Linked DNA regions of Homo sapiens: region 2 is linked to region 1. Evidence: chromatin contacts called from ENCODE Hi-C or POLR2A ChIA-PET data. All regions are on one chromosome and are shown on one strand. Each heading gives the region's core, a stretch centred on a gene start or an enhancer-like site at or near the end of the contact. The rest is flanking DNA. Distances are from core to core; before and after follow the strand shown. Region 1 overlaps DENND1A (DENN domain containing 1A). Region 2 overlaps DENND1A (DENN domain containing 1A).

Region 1 (5,326 bases), core at 940-3,439:
ATCTGCTATTACGACGATCCTAATATTCAGAAGTCTCCTAGGATCTTTATCGCTCTCCTTGTTTCTGAGAGTCAAATCGGGGTTTATGGCCTGCAAGGATGAGATTCAGCCTCAGGTAACATTTACAGAGTGAATAGTGCGCCCAGTGCTGGGCTCTGTGCTTTCATATCTGGATGGTCACCGGATCTTTTTAACCACCTTGAGGTAGGTGTGAATACTATCCCCATTTTCACAGAAGAGGACAGAGGGACTCCAAGAGGTCAAGTAACTTGCCCAAGGCCATATGGCTAGAAAGTGGCACATGGTGGATTAAGTACAAGGCGGAGGCAGAAGTGGAACAAAGCCATCCTGACTTGCAGTCTGATACTCTCTCCTCCACTCCTGCTGTCTTTTTTCTTGGGAAAAGATACCTCCAGCAGGGCTGTCTGACACATCTAGCTGGTAGACTCTGAAGCTATCAAGGTAGCAGAAAAGAACAAATGTGAATGTGCTCCGTGTCTGCACTTACCGATGATTTCATGGTCTAACCTCATATCACACTACCTTGGTTCACCAAAGTGACCACACTTTCAGTCTGCAGAAACAACACAGGAAATTATGAGTCCTTGCTCCCAGTGTCATAAGCACCTAGTAGGCGCTCAAAATTTCTTTTATGACAGCCATGTCTGCCAAAGTGGGTGCAGGGCTTTTTAAGTAGATTAAGATGTCAATGACTTAAATATTATCCTTTAAAATTCTGATTCTTTAAAATTCTGATTCATAAGAGTCATATGAGAAGCTATCAGTCCTGCAATCTAAGGAAGACACAATTTATTTCATGACTTGACCGCATTACTAAAATAATAAAATTTTCTGCCATGGCAGAAATCGGATGAATTTAATGAAATGGCAAAAAAAAAAAAAAAAAAAGAAACATCACCTGTTTACACACATGCACCCCAAATTACACCGGTGGACTGCACTGGTATTCCGTAAAATTACTGAGAGCCTGAACAGATTATACTCAGCTATGGTCCTTTTCTAGACTAGCCAAGGCCCCAGTCAAAGCTCTCCCAAAGAGAATATGGAAACAAAGAGCTTTTTAAGTGCCAGTCGGTACGCATAAACATCTTCTAAATGAACTTGATCAGTCTCTATTATGTCGTCTCAACATGAAAATGAGTCTAACGATGCAAAATAACAGCCACCAAAGAATAAATATTGTTTTTGTCTTAGAGAACTGTCTATTCACTGGTTCCAAATCAGGCTGTGTATCAATCATCCGGGGAACCTCAAAAAATACACATTCCATGGTTCCATACTAGACTTTGTGAACCAGAATGTCTGGAGATGGTGCCCAAGAACCTGCATTTTAACAAGTTTTCTGGGTGGTTCTAACATAATGCTAATCCATGGATCAGAACTGGGGAATCACTGACAATCTGAATCCTGTGCCTCATCCAAAGTGCTTGATGTTTGTTGAAGCAATGGGAGAAGAGGCAGGAGAGGAAGGTAAGAGCTAGCAGAGAGACCATGGCTGGTTGAAGTCACATCAAAGTGTCACAAATGAACCTGTTGATACTCTGTATTACAGAGTCTCTATGGTATCTCAAGGTTCTTCATTCCAATTAGAGTTTAACATGAATAAGAGAAAACCAATTCACACATAATTAAATGAAGAATATAGTTCAACAAGCAATTAATTATCTATACATTTTAAAGCCAGAGAATGCCCGTATAAGTAAAACCCACCAATCTTCTCTCCTACTTTCTGTCCATGGAAGTTCCTTTATTTTTTAACAGTTTTAAATATTCTCTGGACCACAATAAAATTGTATATAACGGAGATTAGAGAGGCTGTGCTGCTTGGAAGTTTGGCTGCAAAGCCTCTATTCCATGCCACTTCATTATAATTTCTTAAGGATTTCCCTCTTCACCAAAAGGATTAGTTTTCTTCTCACTTCTTTGAATACTCTTCTCAGGTTGTTAGTGTGAACTAGGTTACTCTCTCTCCTTTTTAACATATAAAAGATAAACACAATGTTCGATTTATTTTATTTTTTAAATAGAACACTAAATTTAGTCTTAGAATTCTCTGTTTGGTAAGTTTCCAGTTACAAGGTCTTGGCTTCCCTTGAGCACAGTTTGAAACAAAATAATGCAGTTTGTTCCTACGGCTGGAACATGCAGAGTGGAGTGTGCAGGCAAAGAGGCCTTGGCTCTGCTCCAGGATTTCAAAGCTCCTTCAACTGCCACTCTCATCTCTGCTTCAAGGGCGGCAGATAAGCAAACAGGATTAGTGTTTTCTAGTCCAGAAGAGCTAGGAAAGCTTTGCACACATCATTCAGGTGCTCAGCTCATCACACAGGCTGGCGTCAACATGACAAGGTGGCGTTCGTCAGGAAAGTAGCAAAAACGAAGCCAAATCTGAAAAGCTGCCCAGTCCACAAACTGGCCCTTTCTTAGGGCTCAAGACCAGATGGTACTCAGACAATGGATGCTGTCGGTGGGAGTGGTGGAACAGGACTGGGGCAAGGCTGGAAAAGTCTCCATGTTCCACTCGAATACTGAAACATCTCCTAAGGACCAGACTGTGTGCTGGTGGGGAGATGGAAGTATCACCCACCACTCCTCAGGCCACAGGGTACCCGGTCCTGCCCAGCTCCCACATGCCTGGGGACTAATTTTTGTTGACGCAGTTAGGAAGAAACTGACAGAGAGAGGGTGCCAGTTTATTTTTTTTGTCTTCCTTCAATGAGATACCATCAGAAAAGTAATAATGGTTTTCGGTTATGGGTGTAGAGGCTAATTAGGTCGTGGTCTTGCCACCATACAATATTTCCTTCTGAAAAGCATCCGCTGGGTAAAACAAATAGATGTTTCTCAGGAAAGTAAATATGCCTTTGTCATTATTTAACTGGATATTCTTAGTTGTCCAAATTTCTTTCAGTATCCCTAAATTATAAAGGGGGTGATTAGGACCAAGATACACTGCTCGAAGGAACTGCAACATATGAACCCTGGAAGGTTCTTTATTCTTTATTATATAGGACAAAGATACATAGCTGCAATATATGAACCCTGAAACCACAGTGAGTTACAGAAGATACGCCCCAGGGCTCCACCAAGGCCGCACTCATGGTAGGAATAGGGTGCAGGAGCTGCTGGGAGACAGCCAAGTCTAAGAAGGCATGGGCAGACGGAATGGAATCTGAAGTGTTTAAGGAAATGGAGCTGTGGCTAACAGACTGGGTGTGTCAATGGGAATTCACAGATCTGCCTCCTGTTTCCTGGTGCCTAGAGTAGTGTCAGGCGCACAGACAGGGCTTGCCGAATCTGAAGTAAAAAGCTTAGGTGTGCGTTCAAAGGTGACGACGACCAGGCAGAGGTTCTTTATATTATTTTAGATCCATGGCCAACAGGGTCATGCTAAGAATATTTCTCTAAGTACAAGTGTCACAGGGAATTCATGACAATGAAGAGTTACCAAGAAGGAAGTATGAGGCAGCAAGGATGCTGGCCTGGTTTTAATTCCATCTCTGCTGCTCATCTTAGACAAGGCACATCAACTTTCGGGGGTGCTAACATTCCCATCTGCAAAGGGAGAAGAAAACCCACAAGCTCCTAGGGTTGCTGCAAGAACGAATGAAAAAAATGATCACATACATGATTAGCATAGTGCCTGTCATATAGGAAATGGATGGCTCAAAAGGTTAACTTAAAAGAACTTTAAAAGGGTGGGGGAGAACGGCGGGGCTCCCATATAAAGTACTGAGGACGAATCTACTTAAGGATATTCTTACACATTTATTCTGTGAATGCTCTTTAGTGGTCTTGGAGCTTTACAAGCTACAAAAAAAAAAAAAAAAAAAAAAAACCTCTAAGTACTATACAATCAGGTCTTATTTTTCACCCAAACCAACAGCACCTAGCTCCACTAGTTACCTTATCCACCAGATTTGGCTCAGGGTATCTTTTTGGCTCTTTACAAGAATTTTCAAATTCCTTTAGTGGGGTGGCTATTCCTAACAACATGCCTCTGGCTCCTGTGACAGTTCCCGCACAAGGGACTGGAAAATGGTGTTAAGTAATGGCACCCAATAGACATAACCTGGTTCCCAGGCATGCACTTCGAAGGGGCTACGATTAGTTTGTGTGTAATCCCTTGATGTTTCTCCCTTTCCAGAAGCCAAAGCCTCCTTCCCCTGACACTGCATCATAACGACCTATATTCATGGCCACCTCTCCTATTGACTAGGACATGACCTTGGGCAAGTTATTCCGCCTTTCCAAATGGACTGGCTGTTCTGTAAAATGGGAATAATATCTATCTTCTAGGAATGCTGATGGAATTGTATTATCTCTATTAAGATCTTTGACCTACTTGCTCTCCATAGAGTTCCAAAAAGCAGTATGAATTAAGCTCAGATATGAAAATATGGAAGAAAAATGGGGCCTTTGTGCTACAGGGAATCACACTGAAGTATTTACATTAGAGAACAAGATTTAGTTAAGCCTTCCCTATTTATCATTTATAAAGGAAAACAATCAATATACATTAACTGAGCAAAGAGAACAAAAACTTACATTTTTCTTATACAGAATATCACAATGTTATTGACCGAGAAACCCCGAAATGCATATTACCTGCCTCTGAACTAAATATTGTTGAGTTTGTCTCTATTGACACAGCCATTTTTATAGAAGACAGCACTCGAGTGCTAGACAGCTTTTATCTTTCATGTGCTTGGTGGCTCTGAGGAGCATTAAGCCTCCATCTTATCAAACACAATTGAGAAGAATGTGGTTTGTCAAGTATTGCAGGCCACATCAGGATCTGTCAAGAGAGGTTCCTCAAAAAATCTCAGGCTGAGATGGCCTTTGCATATCCCCCTCCGCACCAGCCCCCATCTAAAAGATAATAAAAAGCCACTCTTAAGGAAATAAAAGGCAACAATTGGGAAACTTTCAAATTCTGAATTTGAAGAGGTCCAAAGGTGTGAATACAACAGAAGTCTGCTCAGCTACGTCATCCCCAAACTCCGCAGAACCTCTCAGGATGCTGCCAACTGCACGTGACATACAAGGAGAACCCCACCTCCTCCAGAGAAGCTTCTACCAGCAATCCATGAAACTTCGAACCCAGTTAAGAATCAACTCTTTGTTAAGAAAAGCCTTTTAAAAGTCATAGTAATACATATTCATAGATTTCAAAACAAAACAAAAAGTAGTCAAGGCTTATCATGAAAAGGAACAGTCCACTTCACCATTCTTCTTACACCCTTCACTCGAAGTAATCACATTCAACACAGGATTTATCTCCTTATTTCTAAATCACGAATTCTTG
Region 2 (5,326 bases), core at 1,765-4,264, 93 kb before region 1:
GGCGCCTGTAGTCCCAGCTACTTGGGAGGCTGAGGCAGGAGAATGGTGTGAACCTGGGAGGCGGAGCTTGCAGTGAGCCTAGATCGCACCACTGCACTCCAGCCTGGGTGACAGAGCGAGACTCCATCTCAAAAAAAAAAAACAACAACTAAGTATCTCTATTGTGCAACACTGAAATATGACCACCAGCCTTTCTGATGTATAGCATGGGGAAACAGGTATCAGTCATTCATTTGTTCATCCAGTCAGTCAACATTTAATGAGCACCTACTAATACCAGACTATGTGAGGGACATCAATGTGTATAAAACATGGCCCCATGCTTTAAAGGAGCAAAGTAAGAAAGGAGCCAGGATTATTAAATGAGATCAAGTTAAAGCCTAGAATTCCTCCAGGATGGTGCAAGATATACTAGCTATGTTTTATTTTTCAAGTATTTCATATGAATTTCATTTGAACATATGGGAAATTTCATTTTGATCATATTCAGTTATGCTCTTTGAAATCATTCAGTTGAGATTGATCATAGTGTTTAAGTGGATTTCCTGCTAGTTCCCATCTTCTCTCACTTAGAGAGCTACTTTTTACTTGGGCAGTCTACTTCTAGAACAATGGTTCCCAGTTCATTGATCATTTATTGTGTGACTCCAAGGTAACAAGACTCTCAAACTGGGTTCTGAACAACATCAGTGTCCCTGTGACGTGGGCAGTGGAGATTTGGTGCCAATATTGAACAATGGTCATTTTTTCTCAATAGGCAACAAATGTTTTGATGAATTAAGCCTCAATTATATTTTCTCATATGCATTTAAAAAACTGACTGTAGGGCCGGGTGTGGTGGCTCACGCCTGTAATCCCAGCACTTTGGGAGGCCAAGGCAGGCAGATCACCTGAGGTTGGGAGTTTGGGACCAGCCTGATCAACAGGGAGAAACCCTGTTTCTACTAAAAATACAAAATTAGCTGGGCATGGTGGCGCATGCCTGTAATCTCAGCTACTCAGGAGGCTGAGGCAGGAGAATCACTTGAACTTGGGAGGCGGAGGTTGTGGTGAGCTGAGATGTCGCCATTGCACTCCAGCCTGGGCAACAAGAGTGAAGCTCTGTCTCAAAACAAAAACAAAACCTGACTGTAATTTTTTAAATGACTCTGATTTTCAACTCTTGGTACCTTCCACCCCTATTTGTCCATAATTGCTGGTGGGCAATAAAATGAATAAATAAATAAATAAATATTAAAGGAAATAATTAAATATGTGATTTATTTCAAATCCTTTATGTATCATTTGAGATAAAAGCCATACTTTCACAATTAGTTCAAAAGAAAGAATTAAATGGGCCAGAATAATTTCAGGGTGTTTTGCATGGCTCCAGGTTCTTGGGCACTTGTTGAACAAGTATGGACACCACTATTCTAGAATGTCGCAGTCTCATCTTTCCCTTCCTCCTTTACTTTGTCACCCAGGGATGGTCACTATCATTTAGTTAACATCTACTATCAGCAAGGCACTATGCTGGTGTTTGGTGCATATTATTGCTATTTTTCTCAAGAGTCCTGCTAGCTAGGCATTATTTACATCTTACACATGAGAAAAGTGAGTCTCAGGATGGTGAAGTAACTTCCAGAGTCATCTTCTAGTAGATGACAGAACTAGAATTAAAACCCAGGTGATTCCAAAGGCCATACTCCTTCCATCACATTCGGTGGCCTCCTTAGCCACTTAGAGCCACAGAGCTATAGTGATGGTCCCTGAAGTCCTGGGGCAGAAGCACCTCCCCTTATCCTTGCTTCATTCCCAGGACATGATCTTGACTTCAGATGACCACTAAAATGGGAAAAAATGTTAATTAGCAAGTTACCAGCCCCTTCTGCAGTCCCCTTTACACTCCCCCATCAATGAATCTGCTTAGCTCCGGCCTGTAGGTTTTGGCTATAATTCCTTATCCACTTGCCTAAAATATACCGGAAAATAAAACAAATGTTTCATGAACTTTTCCTACAGATATTCTTGGGTCCATATTCGTGCTTCCCACAGACACTGCTACCCACTTAACAAAAGCACGGACTCTGTGAAAAACATTTTGGAGGTTCCTCAAAAAGTTAAACGTAGAATTACCAGATGACCCACAACTGCGCTTTTAGGTATATAGCCAAATGACTTGCAAGCAGGTGTTCAACTATTAATTATACACACACATTCACAGCAGCACTACTCATAACAGCCAAAACATAGAAACAACCCAGGTGTCCATTAACAAGTGAGTGGATAAACAAAATATGGTATATACAGATAGTGGAATATTATTCAGTCTTAAAGAGGGCTGAAGTTCTGATGCATGCTATAACACGGATGAACCTGGTGAACATGATGCTACCAAAATAAGCCAGGCAAAGGGACAAATATTGAATGATTCCGCTTCTATGAACTATCTAGAATAGGCAAATTCATAGAGACAGAAAGTAGACTAGAGGTTACTAAGGGCTGGGGGAAAGGGAAATGAGAAGTTCTTGCTCACTGGATACAGAGGTTCTGTTGGGAGTGATGAAAAATGTTGCAAATAGACAGTAGTGATGGTTGCACATTGTGAATGCCATTCATGCCAATGAACTGTATACTTAACAATGGTTAAAATAGCACATCTTATGTTATATGTATTTTTTACATTTTTTTTCCTTAAAGCATGGGCTCTTTAGACAGACCTGGGTGTGATGGGGTGAGTCCCAGCTCCACCACTCCCAACCTGTGTGGAGGGTCACAGAGCCTCACACAGACACACAGCTGCACACACACATCAGTCCCTTCCAGGCGTCATGCAGTTTCCTCTTTCTCCCGGTTTCCTTGCTTCCTTATCTCTCATCTTGCTGTACTGTACATAGTGTCTTAAGGTTCCTCAAACCTATTTTCAGCACAAGATGGGGGCACAGACAAATTAGTCACATCCCTTATGTGTGTTCTGGGAATCCTCTGCTTGTCTGTGTGGAGGGCAGGGAGTGCGCACCCTCCCACCCATCAAGGGTTCTTGATTCTTTTTCCATCTTGAGCCACCGCGAGGCTGAGTCAACCGAAATCTGCTTTCTTGCGATGCTGTGACAAGTTGGCCCCCACAGTCAGGCTCCTGCTCACAGACTCAGTTCTTCCACTCAGAAGGCTTTGAAATACAGCATTTCAAAGCTTTATTCACAAAGATGTTTAGTGGAGTATTACTTATAATATCAAAAGACTGGAAATAACCTAAATGTCCAACAAGGGAGGGTGGTTATGGAAATTATGGTAGTTATACTTGATGGAATATTCTGCAGTTATGTAAAAATGCATATGAAATCTTGTTAAATGGGGGCGGGGAACTAACTTTTAACTGAGATTTGCTTGTACCTATGTAAACCCTTTGCATAATGAAAAAATAAAGAGTAAATACAAAAGGCATATGTAGTAAAAATCAGTGGGACTATGGTGCTGTTTTGATTTTACTACTTTAAAAATATTTTTCTGCTTTCCACTACACCAAAAACAAATCCGAAAACAGTTTTTATTGTTTTTTCATAAACAACTTGAGATCAACAGGGTTACTCAATCAGGACACAGATATATGTGGTGTTTTTCCAACCTGCTCCAACACAACCTCGTGCATTCATCCTTGAAAGCCAGGCTATCAATCTGCTTTTATCTCAACTTCTGCGTCCTCCAGGGGTTTTAGGTGGATAAATATGACTCAGCAGAATCACATGCAAAATCATGGGCTATAAGGTGGATGATACCAGTGTACCCACAGCTGAATCTGGAAGCTGGCCTCTTGGGATGAACTAAGCAAGTGGGACCAGAGTGAGCTGGCTGCTGCCTGTTTAAACAGTTTGCTTACTGCCCCCACCCAGCATTCGCTCCCTGTGGGCAGTAGCTCTGTTCCCTTTATCTTAGGGAAGCCCAGCTAGCAGGTTGGCCCAGAGAGGGCCACACAAGCTAGCTGAATAAACAGCTCCCATAGTGCTCCATCTACACTGGCCTTTCCACAGACACTGGCACAGAAGAGGACGCGTCTTCAAACACCAATACCCATGGGTTTTGCTCTTTAACCTAACATATACCAAGGACCTGCGGTGGGCCAGACATGGGGAGAGGAACCCTCACATGCACCGTCATGCAGCATGGGTTATGAAATAAGAAACTCTAAGCAGAAAAGGGGATGAATTGAAAGCACACAAATCTATCTGCAAAAGTTCTTTAAAACTGAGACCAGCGTGTGTGAAATGTGTTTCGAGGGGGGTGTATTAGCCTTATTCAGATTTCATGATGATATAATTTTAAACAAAGGAGTGAGGTAAAAGATTGTTTAAAAAATTCTTTCGTTCTCTCTAGGAAGGAGGAATATTCAAGGCAAATTTTAGAACCATACTGCTACACATATCCTCCAAAAGTTGCAATCTTCTACCATGCAGAGAAAGGACCCTCGGCCTAGCAATTAAACTCATTTGTCTTTTATCCCCTTCTTGCCAAAAAGGACCCCAGCCCTAACTAGTTAATCCCTAACACACACTGCTACTCCCAGAGTTGCCTGGCAACTGCTAGGAGGCGTGTCAGAGAGCAAGAAAGGCCTAAATAAATGAGCTGGAGCCTGGGCTGCCGCTTGACATGGATAAAGGGGGTTTCTCTGGATGGGGCTGCCTGGCTGCTGGTAGCTCTGTCATTTAAGTCGAGAAGGACAAGTTGGTTTGACTGATATTGTTAAATATCTTGGGCTTTGCATCTGATTTTCTCCAGGTGACCGAAAAATGGGCCACATGCCCTTGTGATTTGCAGACACCTTCCCCTCTATCAGGAAGCAGCAACCTCTGAAGCCCATAGATAGGACAGGATGCAATGTGTATGCACCAGAGGCCAAGTGGAGCCCCTCTGCCTCAAATGCTTCCCTATTCCCTAATTTCCTTCACCCATTCTCCCGTCTATTATTCCAAAATATATTCACTGATACCTACACACGGTGCCACGACCTGTGCCTGGTATTGGAAATGCAGAGAGTTACTAACACGGAACATGTGGAAACTAGAACAAAGACAGGCGGGAGGATGTGTTGGAGGGAACCTGGGTTTGGAGGCTGTCTGCTGGCTCTGCTGCTTCCTAGGAATCACTGCAGCCTTCGCTCCATCCCCTGTGTGTAAAGGGCTAGTGAGGGGCTGGGATGGAGAATTACTGAGAGCACGGATGGGAAGCAACTCGGAGTTGAACTGAGTGCTGACCCTGTGGGAGGCCACTGAGGTGAACTTGGCAGTGACTGGACACCCCTGGCATCTCAGTTTCTGACCCTGAGAGAGTCCTTTGGAATAATTCACCCGGC

The links. Hi-C counts contacts between places; a loop is a spot of excess contacts on that map. ChIA-PET counts read pairs that join two places held with the same protein, here RNA polymerase II (POLR2A). Pooled maps may share reads with other maps.
Region 2: a loop to region 1 is called in a map of esophagus muscularis mucosa, with 2.1 times the contacts of the local background. The contact joins two enhancer-like sites. A Hi-C loop is called at or near these places in 1 of 168 maps with a recorded cell type or tissue (esophagus muscularis mucosa) and 10 of 50 pooled maps. POLR2A ChIA-PET finds 5 or more read pairs at or near these places in 2 of 52 experiments (both activated CD4-positive, alpha-beta T cell).

What each region holds. Positions count from the first base shown.
Region 1 is chr9:123,640,547-123,645,872 of GRCh38, forward strand. All of the region lies in intron 9 of DENND1A (DENN domain containing 1A), which reads right to left. Among named protein-coding and RNA genes, the nearest start is that of MIR7150, 160 kb to the left of the region's middle. Within about 2 kb of position 2,190, at least 6 of the 41 ENCODE cell types and tissues checked have a DNase peak (open chromatin) inside an H3K27ac peak, as active enhancers do.
Region 2 is chr9:123,546,422-123,551,747 of GRCh38, forward strand. The region is part of intron 13 of DENND1A (DENN domain containing 1A); the gene reads right to left. Among named protein-coding and RNA genes, the nearest start is that of MIR7150, 63 kb to the left of the region's middle. Within about 2 kb of position 3,015, at least 4 of the 41 ENCODE cell types and tissues checked have a DNase peak (open chromatin) inside an H3K27ac peak, as active enhancers do.